3 separate regions of the Mus musculus genome follow, and regions 2 and 3 are each linked to region 1. Evidence: chromatin loops called from intact Hi-C (ENCODE). Cell type or tissue: left cerebral cortex. All regions are shown on one strand.

Evidence for each region. Peaks named below come from ENCODE experiments on the same cell type or tissue, not always from the same donor. Only the 100,000 strongest peaks of a DNase experiment are listed, where the experiment ranks them.
Region 2: it touches region 1 in a loop (4-fold over the local background); 3 of 42 quality-filtered maps call a loop at or near these places.
Region 3: it touches region 1 in a loop (6-fold over the local background); 4 of 42 quality-filtered maps call a loop at or near these places.

The regions. Positions count from the first base shown.
Region 1 is chr4:39,696,507-39,699,006 of GRCm38, reverse strand. No RefSeq gene overlaps it. Among named protein-coding and RNA genes, the nearest start is that of Gm42272, 14 kb to the left of the region's middle. In left cerebral cortex, a CTCF peak has its summit at 1,198 (motif pointing right); DNase peaks (open chromatin) are centred at 1,260 and 1,597.
Region 2 is chr4:40,099,494-40,101,993 of GRCm38, reverse strand. No RefSeq gene overlaps it. Among named protein-coding and RNA genes, the nearest start is that of Aco1, 43 kb to the left of the region's middle. In left cerebral cortex, no CTCF peak of the experiment used is centred here; a DNase peak (open chromatin) is centred at 946.
Region 3 is chr4:40,013,700-40,016,199 of GRCm38, reverse strand. No RefSeq gene overlaps it. Among named protein-coding and RNA genes, the nearest start is that of Gm26087, 33 kb to the right of the region's middle. In left cerebral cortex, a CTCF peak has its summit at 1,423 (motif pointing right); DNase peaks (open chromatin) are centred at 536, 1,399, 1,783 and 2,031; H3K4me3 peaks cover 465 bases; H3K27ac peaks cover 876 bases.

The DNA.
Region 1 (2,500 bases):
AACAGAAGCTTTAAAACTCGAGTTTGAAAACCCTTCCACAAAGTCATCATAGTACTAAACATATTAATTTATTCTCTCTTATAAGGAACTCCTACTGCTAAATTGTAGATACCAGTTGTTGAAGACACTGTAAGATTTAACCTTGTTTTTAAATACAGTAAGAAATTAACTCATTTTTTATGACCCACAAGTCATTCAGAACTGTATTAAAAACAGAACAAAACCTTTAGGTAAATACATATTTTCAGTCAAAAATATTAATAAAACTAAGACCCTCCTTAATGAAATTACCTAATTCTCCAGTATGGACGCTAAGTGCCATTGATATGCAGATGTACCAGGAAGCCATAATGCTGGTAGTAGATCAGGCCTTAGATATGTTCTGCATTTATGGTCTTTACATCTGACTGATGATCTAAAGAGATGCTTCTCAGACCTTAGTGTGTATTCTAATCCCCTCGGGGGTCTTGTTGAAATGAAGGTTCTCTAGATCTTGGATGATTGAAATCTTCTCCTAGGCTGTTGGGTGATGTGTCATAGTGACAAACGCCCAGAGCCTCATGTCAAACTACAGATAGATGCTGAAGGGTCATTTCCAGAGAGTCCACCTTAGTTTAGTAGAACTTAAAACCCCTACCCCCAGAGGTGAGGAAACTGATGCTTGAAGCAGGCAAGTCGGGTAATGGAAAGTATCGCCATTAGTGGTCAAGTCCGAAGTAGGATAAAGGTCACCAAGTCTCAGTTCATCGTTCTTTCTCCTGTGTTGTAATCCCTGTCCTAAATGGGAGAATCTTCTGTGCTTTATAGTCAAGGATGTCCCTTGGGCAGTAGTGAGGGTTCTATGGTAGGAAGGACTTCATGAGGGAATATCACGGCTTGTGGTTTCCATCCTGTAGTTTGCAATAACTTTATCTTAGATGAGGGAAAAAGTTTGTAGTCCGAGTTCAGGCATTATCTTGCCTCCTGAAGCTCCCCTGTCTCCCAGGTAACGATCAGCTACCTGCCATATACTGGTGGTATTTTCTTCAGGCCCCTGTGTACTTGCTGTAGGCTGTATTAGTTAGAGGGCCCTTTTTATAGTACCTTTTGATGGATTAATTCTGAAAAGGGAACCCAGACACTAGATCTAGGAATTCCCTTCAAGGCTCTGAATTTCTTCCGGTTTTGTGGAAAAACTGCAGAAGCCTTCAAAGTTTCCAGCTTTTCCACATGGTGGCGCTGTTGGCTTCTATTTCCAGTTCGCTCCTGTTGGGTTGATGCTGACCATGAGCCAGCTGGCCTCGTTATGATGGCTGGTTGCCCAAAAATGGAAGTGCTGCTCTTTCTGTTAGGAATATCTTGACAAGGTACTGCTTTGTGGAAGGAACTGCAACCTTTTCCCTGCTACCAAAGGACGAGGAACATCCTTGAACTTCAATAACAGGTTTTTTTTTTCTATCCCCCCCCCCCTCTTATTTGTGTGCCATAATGAATGAGATTGCACGGGGGCATCTTTCTATAGGGATACCTAACCACCTGTGCCTTGAAGTAAAGAAGGGTGGTTCAAGTCAAGCTTACGTGCTAGTCATTAAGACCACATGCACAGAGAGCTTTTTGAGCAGAAGAAACCAGGACGTGACTACCAGGCCGCCTAGCAGGATGCATCCTCAGATGGAGATGTTATCTTAGTCCCCTCAACCAGAATGGTGTCTGTCTGGTAGTCTATAGAATAATTAATTTTTAGTTTCTTTCTAAATGCAATCTGGTGACTTCCAGCCCCAGCAGGAACTGGCCTGATCACTATGAGGGAACAACAATGACAAGAGGAAACTACTGGAGTTTTAATACTCACTAGACATGGTACATAGTGTGTTTGATAGTAGGGGGAGAGGGCTTCTCTTGGAATAAATCAGTAAAGTAGTAAAGATCTGTATCCAAAGTGATTTGTAGTAATCACAGAGTATCAAGACTGAGAACGTTTCTAAGGATGATGAAAGGCCCCTACACTGTAAATCCTTTGCAGCTTTTTTCTTCAATTGTCTTCATTAACTACCTAATAAACTCTCTGTGATTTATGTTCTCTGTGAAGTGTTTGTGTTGTGCAACTATTTCCTCTGAATTTAAACATTTCCTCTTAGAGGAAGTCTCTCTTCATCTCATTCAGTAAAGAAAGTTTAAAGCCCCTCCCTTGTATCCCCTCCCTCAACATTGACTAGTCTAGTAAGTCTCAGGAAGTAAACAAATCTGAGAAGTTTTAGGAAGTTCCTGAAACTTACAAGAGTCAGGATTTCCTTAAGATTATATGAGTGGTAACTATTGATGTGGAGAAGAGATTCTTTCAATGGTTGAACTCCTACAAGTCCTGTACATGTTTAGTTACTATCAAACATGCTCAGTTCCCCTGAGAATATATCTGTGGCAGAAATTCTTGTCTCAGAGAGGTAAGCTGGTACTTTATGAAATATATGCATTTCCTATGAATATAGTTTCTAGTCTCTGTCTCTGACTCTGTCTGTCTGTC
Region 2 (2,500 bases), 400 kb before region 1:
GCTTTCTTCCCTGGCATCATTTTCTCTGCCTGGAAGTTCTGCCCCCTACTTCCTGACCAGCTATTGTCTATCGCTTCTTTATTATAACCGATCAGCAGTAAGATCACCTTTGATTCATTCTAGACTGCCTTTAGGCAAGTGGAGGAGGAAGAATATTTACAAAATAGAAAAACTAATGATGGGCCATAGAAATAACAATACCAGAATCCTGTCAGCATTCATTCTCTGTGGCACAGAATCAACAACTGAAAATACAGAGACACACCTTCACACAATTCGAAGAAAAGGTTACCTCAGAAACTAGGCATGCTATTTAGTCACAGGAAAAATTACTATGTCAGTTCACTTATTCACAGAATCCTCCCTGTTAAAGCTGAGTGTGTGGATGTCAGAATGTCTACTGCACTGTTGATTTGTAGTCATATTAAAACCCAGTGGATGCTTAATCAAGCAGAGCAACCTGCATCCATCCATCCATCCGTCCAACAAATAATGACAACTAAGAAATAAAAATGTACTCTATGGAATTAGCTTGCTTTCTGCTTACTGCTGTTGGACCAGATCAAAAGTAGTCCTCTCAAAGCAAGGGGAGGGGCTGGCCCGCCTCCTCCTAATTTGTCAGGTTTAATTCACTTCTGGGATAAGGTGTGTGTCTTCAGAAAGTCTCATTTAAAATATGGCCAAATTCTTCAATGAAAGCAAACTAATTCTTTAGATAATGAACTTCCTTGGGAGCAGGGTGAGCATGAGGTCAGTTCTCAGCGGACCCCAAGGATATTTGGCAGTACATTGTGATAGGAGGACTGTTCCAGGGAGCATTGGAGCTCTGTGATGGAGTGGGAAGGGTGAAGGCATTAGTCTCCATGGCTGTATGGAAGACTAACCCTGCTATAGCACTTGATTTCTAGGCTCCACAGAGGGGCAGAATGGTTCCAGTTTATATAGTTGAGCAAAAAATTATCCCAAAATTCATTGGCTTAAAATAGTGACAAGACTTATTTTGCATATGGATCGACAGGTTAAGTAGGGCATGAGGAGCCCTGTATTCACTCATGCAAATACTGACTTACTGCCATTATAGATTAGTTTGCACTTTCTCGAATCCAATATAAAGGGAATCCTATAGTCATTACTGCTTATGCCTGGATCTTTTCATATAATACAATTATCTTCATATTGCTGTGTGTATTGAATGTCCATCCTTTTTACTGCTGAATAGCTTACCATTACATTGATAGATCCTACTTTTTTTTTTTAATCTTTTTGCCCCTTGATAGGCCTTGGGTTATTATAAATAAGGTGCTATGAAAAATGCTATAAAAGTATTTGTGTATGTTTTTATTTTTGGAGAGGGATATCAGGCTGCATGATAGGCTCATGCTTACCTGTTAAGAAAATTCTCAAACTGTTTTCTAGACTAGTTTGCATCTTTTAGAGTTATATATGAATGGTGTCATCAAGTATATATTATCTGTTGTTTCTATTTTTACTCAGATGTTTTTTCTCAGCCTGTCTGGCAGATAGAGAACTTGGGATGTTGGCATCATGTCTCAGTCCAAGTCCAAAAGATCTCAGAATTAGGTATGTGCGTGTGCATGTGCGTGCGTGTGTGTGTGTGTGTGTGTGTGTGTGTGTGTGTGTGTGTGATGTAACTCTGAGTTACATCAAGTTACTTCAAGTCTGAGGCAAAGGCTTTAGGACCCAGAGAGCTTTTCACCCAAGTTTCCAGTCAAAAGGCTAAAGAGCCTGGGGTTTCAATGTTTAATAGTAGAAGAATAAAAGTATCTTGATCTAGGAAGCCAAGAGAGAAAGGTGGTCTGTGGCAGTAGGGATGGAGAGAGAGTGTTCTATACCTTCCAGAGAATGCTGCACTTTCAGTTTTGAATTAGTGAGTTTATTAAGCATATTTGCAAGCAGATGTAAAAGGACAAATAGTAATAACAGAAGCAGCAGACAGACAGTTAAACATCATCAACTAGGGTGCTCACAGCATCTAGCAGAGACAACTATAATATCCCAACAGGGAGAGCTAACAAAAGGTAACGTCAGCCACCGGTCTGATAGAAACTCTTCAGCAGAAATTGACTGGGGACGTCCCACTGAAGCAGCCAGCTGGAGTTTCTGATTAAGACTCTCAGGTGCAGCAGCTTTCCCTCTGGTGAGGTTCCCAGGGAAAAGAACAGCTACAAGCAAAAGAGGTAACATCATCAAATTGGGAATGTACAGTCATCCAGCAGAAATGCCTGGGGAAGCCTTGAAACCCTCATGCTGAAGTTTCTGCTGGCAGAACAGAGCATTCTCATTACAGATGAGCTCTGCCTTCTCTTTCCCACCCTATAAGTTTTTATATTAAGGAAAAAACAATAGTAACCTTGATTGGAAATAGTTCATCTTTTAGCTATTCTGAAGGATACAATGTTTTTTTTTTTTTTTTGTTTGTTTTTTTTTTTTACTCTTGGGCTGTGCCTTAGTTTGCTTTCTTTTGTTTTGATAACCACCA
Region 3 (2,500 bases), 320 kb before region 1:
TCCTGTCCTGGTTTCTGTCCCCAGCACTCTACCGAGACTGCTGTCCCTGAGGTCCCATGGCCCTTTCATTGTCATATCTAATGACTTTGACATTTCCTAAGTCTATTTTACTGAACTTTGAAGTTGTATTTACTTTTTTGTAACTTTGGCCATCATGAAAATTTCCTCCCTTGACTCCAGACTATTTTGTTGGGTTGTTTGGCTGCTCAGTGAGTCTTCTCTGTTTTCAAAGGAGTTAAAATGACTTATTTAAATGAACTATAAGTATCACATGTTCACTGGAGCTATTTCTTGGGTTTTTTTTTTTTTTTGAAAGCTTTTTAGGTTGGCTTCCCAAATGAAAATTACCTTATTGTTACCTTTAAACAAGGTTTAGTAGGTCATATATTCTAATTTTATCCAGTTAATTTTGACATTGCACTAGCTTAGTAGAGAAAATATCTTCTTGGATCTGTTTATTTGCTCTTATTTGCACAGGAGCTGGGTGGCCATTAAATCTGTGCACTAGATCAGCTGAATCCAGAACATTTTACTCACAGGACAGAAATAACTTCAGAAATGTGTAAATGAGAGTTGAATTTGGGGACTAGAGGAGGTAGAGAATATGATTAAAAAGAATATGAGTGCTTCTAACGATTGTTTTTTCTTGGGTAGGATTTATTTTTTAAAGAAAACTTTTATTTGTTTTTTCCTATACTATCTAAAAAAGCAATACAAAGGCTTAGACATGCTAAGCTGCAGCTGGCATTTAAATATATATTTTTGGCATATGGTATAGTCAACCTTGTTTAAGTCAGCAATATAGTGTGGAGGCAGGGTGTTAAGGATAAATTTTTCATACATACAATTTAATGTTACATTTAGTAGAACAAGAAAAAAATTAATATGAACATTTTTTTCCTTGTCAATACTATATTACCAGATAGAAACAATCTTTTTAAAATCCCACTTAAGGTAAAATACATTTTTAAGTGCCTATGGCCACTTTATTTGTTCAAAAATTTCAACTACACATCCCCCCAAAGATAACTATTTAAATAGGTCGAAAGAGAGAGAATCCATGAGAGTCCATGAAAGCTTATGCAGGGTAAAAACAATTGTGTGTATATTTATTCTCTTTTCTTAGTCACAAGAAATTGTGTTTCCTTTCCCTGGCTCACATGAAATATGGCTGGCATATGCCCCGTAAACAGCCCAGCCTTCTGCAACCGAGAGGAGCCGGCAGCACGCATGACTAATGGCCGTTTAAAGCCTCCTGATGCACAGGGATCAAATTAAGTAAGGCTTTGTGTTGTCAAGATTTAGAATCTACTGATGCACCAACATTTATTCATCTGCCTTTTATTCAGCTCCGAAGGCTCACAGGTCAGCTGCATCTGATTGCTCTGGCTGCCTTCCAAAGTGGCAGCAGTGGGAGGAATGGGCTTCCTTACAATTCCACTAGGTGGCAGTCTTTGCTGTAAAAACAATCCACTTATTGGAAACCACTGTTTTCTCTCTGCATCTAGTTTCCTCACTCACTCTTCCTCCCTCGCTCCCTCTTTCTCTCTCATGATGTATAAATACATATGTGTATATATATATATATATATATATATATATATATATATATATATATGTATGTATGTATGTATGTATTCTCATTCCTATGATTCATCTTATTTATATTTTTCACGACTGGATTGATTATATATTAACATTCTTGCAGTCACAACCCTCTTTCCACCTCTGACAGGACGCAGCGCTACGGCAGCACAACAAATGCACATAAAACACATAAATGTGACCGATCCGCAGCATCAACTATCAAGACTTCATCCTAAAAGGAGAAGACATAAAGTAACCTGCTGGAATGTACATCTAACCCATCCCAGGATCCCTAGAGACTCTCTTCCGCCTTTTGCTTGGAAGACCCCTCTCAACCTTGCTCTTCCCACTGGCCACCAGGAGACGATTTCCTGGTGTTTGAAGCAGACGGCTCCGACGGAGATCTGAAAGTCCGCGTCTGTCCATTTTGCTTTCAACCTCTGAAGGAGTCTTCTATTTCTGACACTGCCTCAGGTCTCTCCACAGGCCACAGGGGGAAAGGGTCTGGCAGCTCCTCTGGACTGGTCACTGCGCAGCTGGAAGGACAGCGCTTAGACCAGCCAATGTGGCTTTACTAAGTCGTGATTCCAGCTCCTGGTGGGAAAGAGTCAGCTGAGCCCAATACTTTGATGCAGTCAATCTCTTTTTCTTTTATTGAAAATAGATGCTTTTCTCACATAATATATCCCAATTATAATATCCAATCCCTCTACTCCTCCCAGTTCCTTCCCATCCCCACTTCTACTTGGATCCACCCCTTTTCTGTCTCTCATTAGAAAAGCACAGACTTCTAAAAGATAATAATAATAAAATATGACAAAATAAAACATAATAAGGTAAAACAAAACCGAATGGGATTGAACATGGCAAACAAATAGAAGGAAGAGAACCGAAGAGATGGCACAGAGATGGG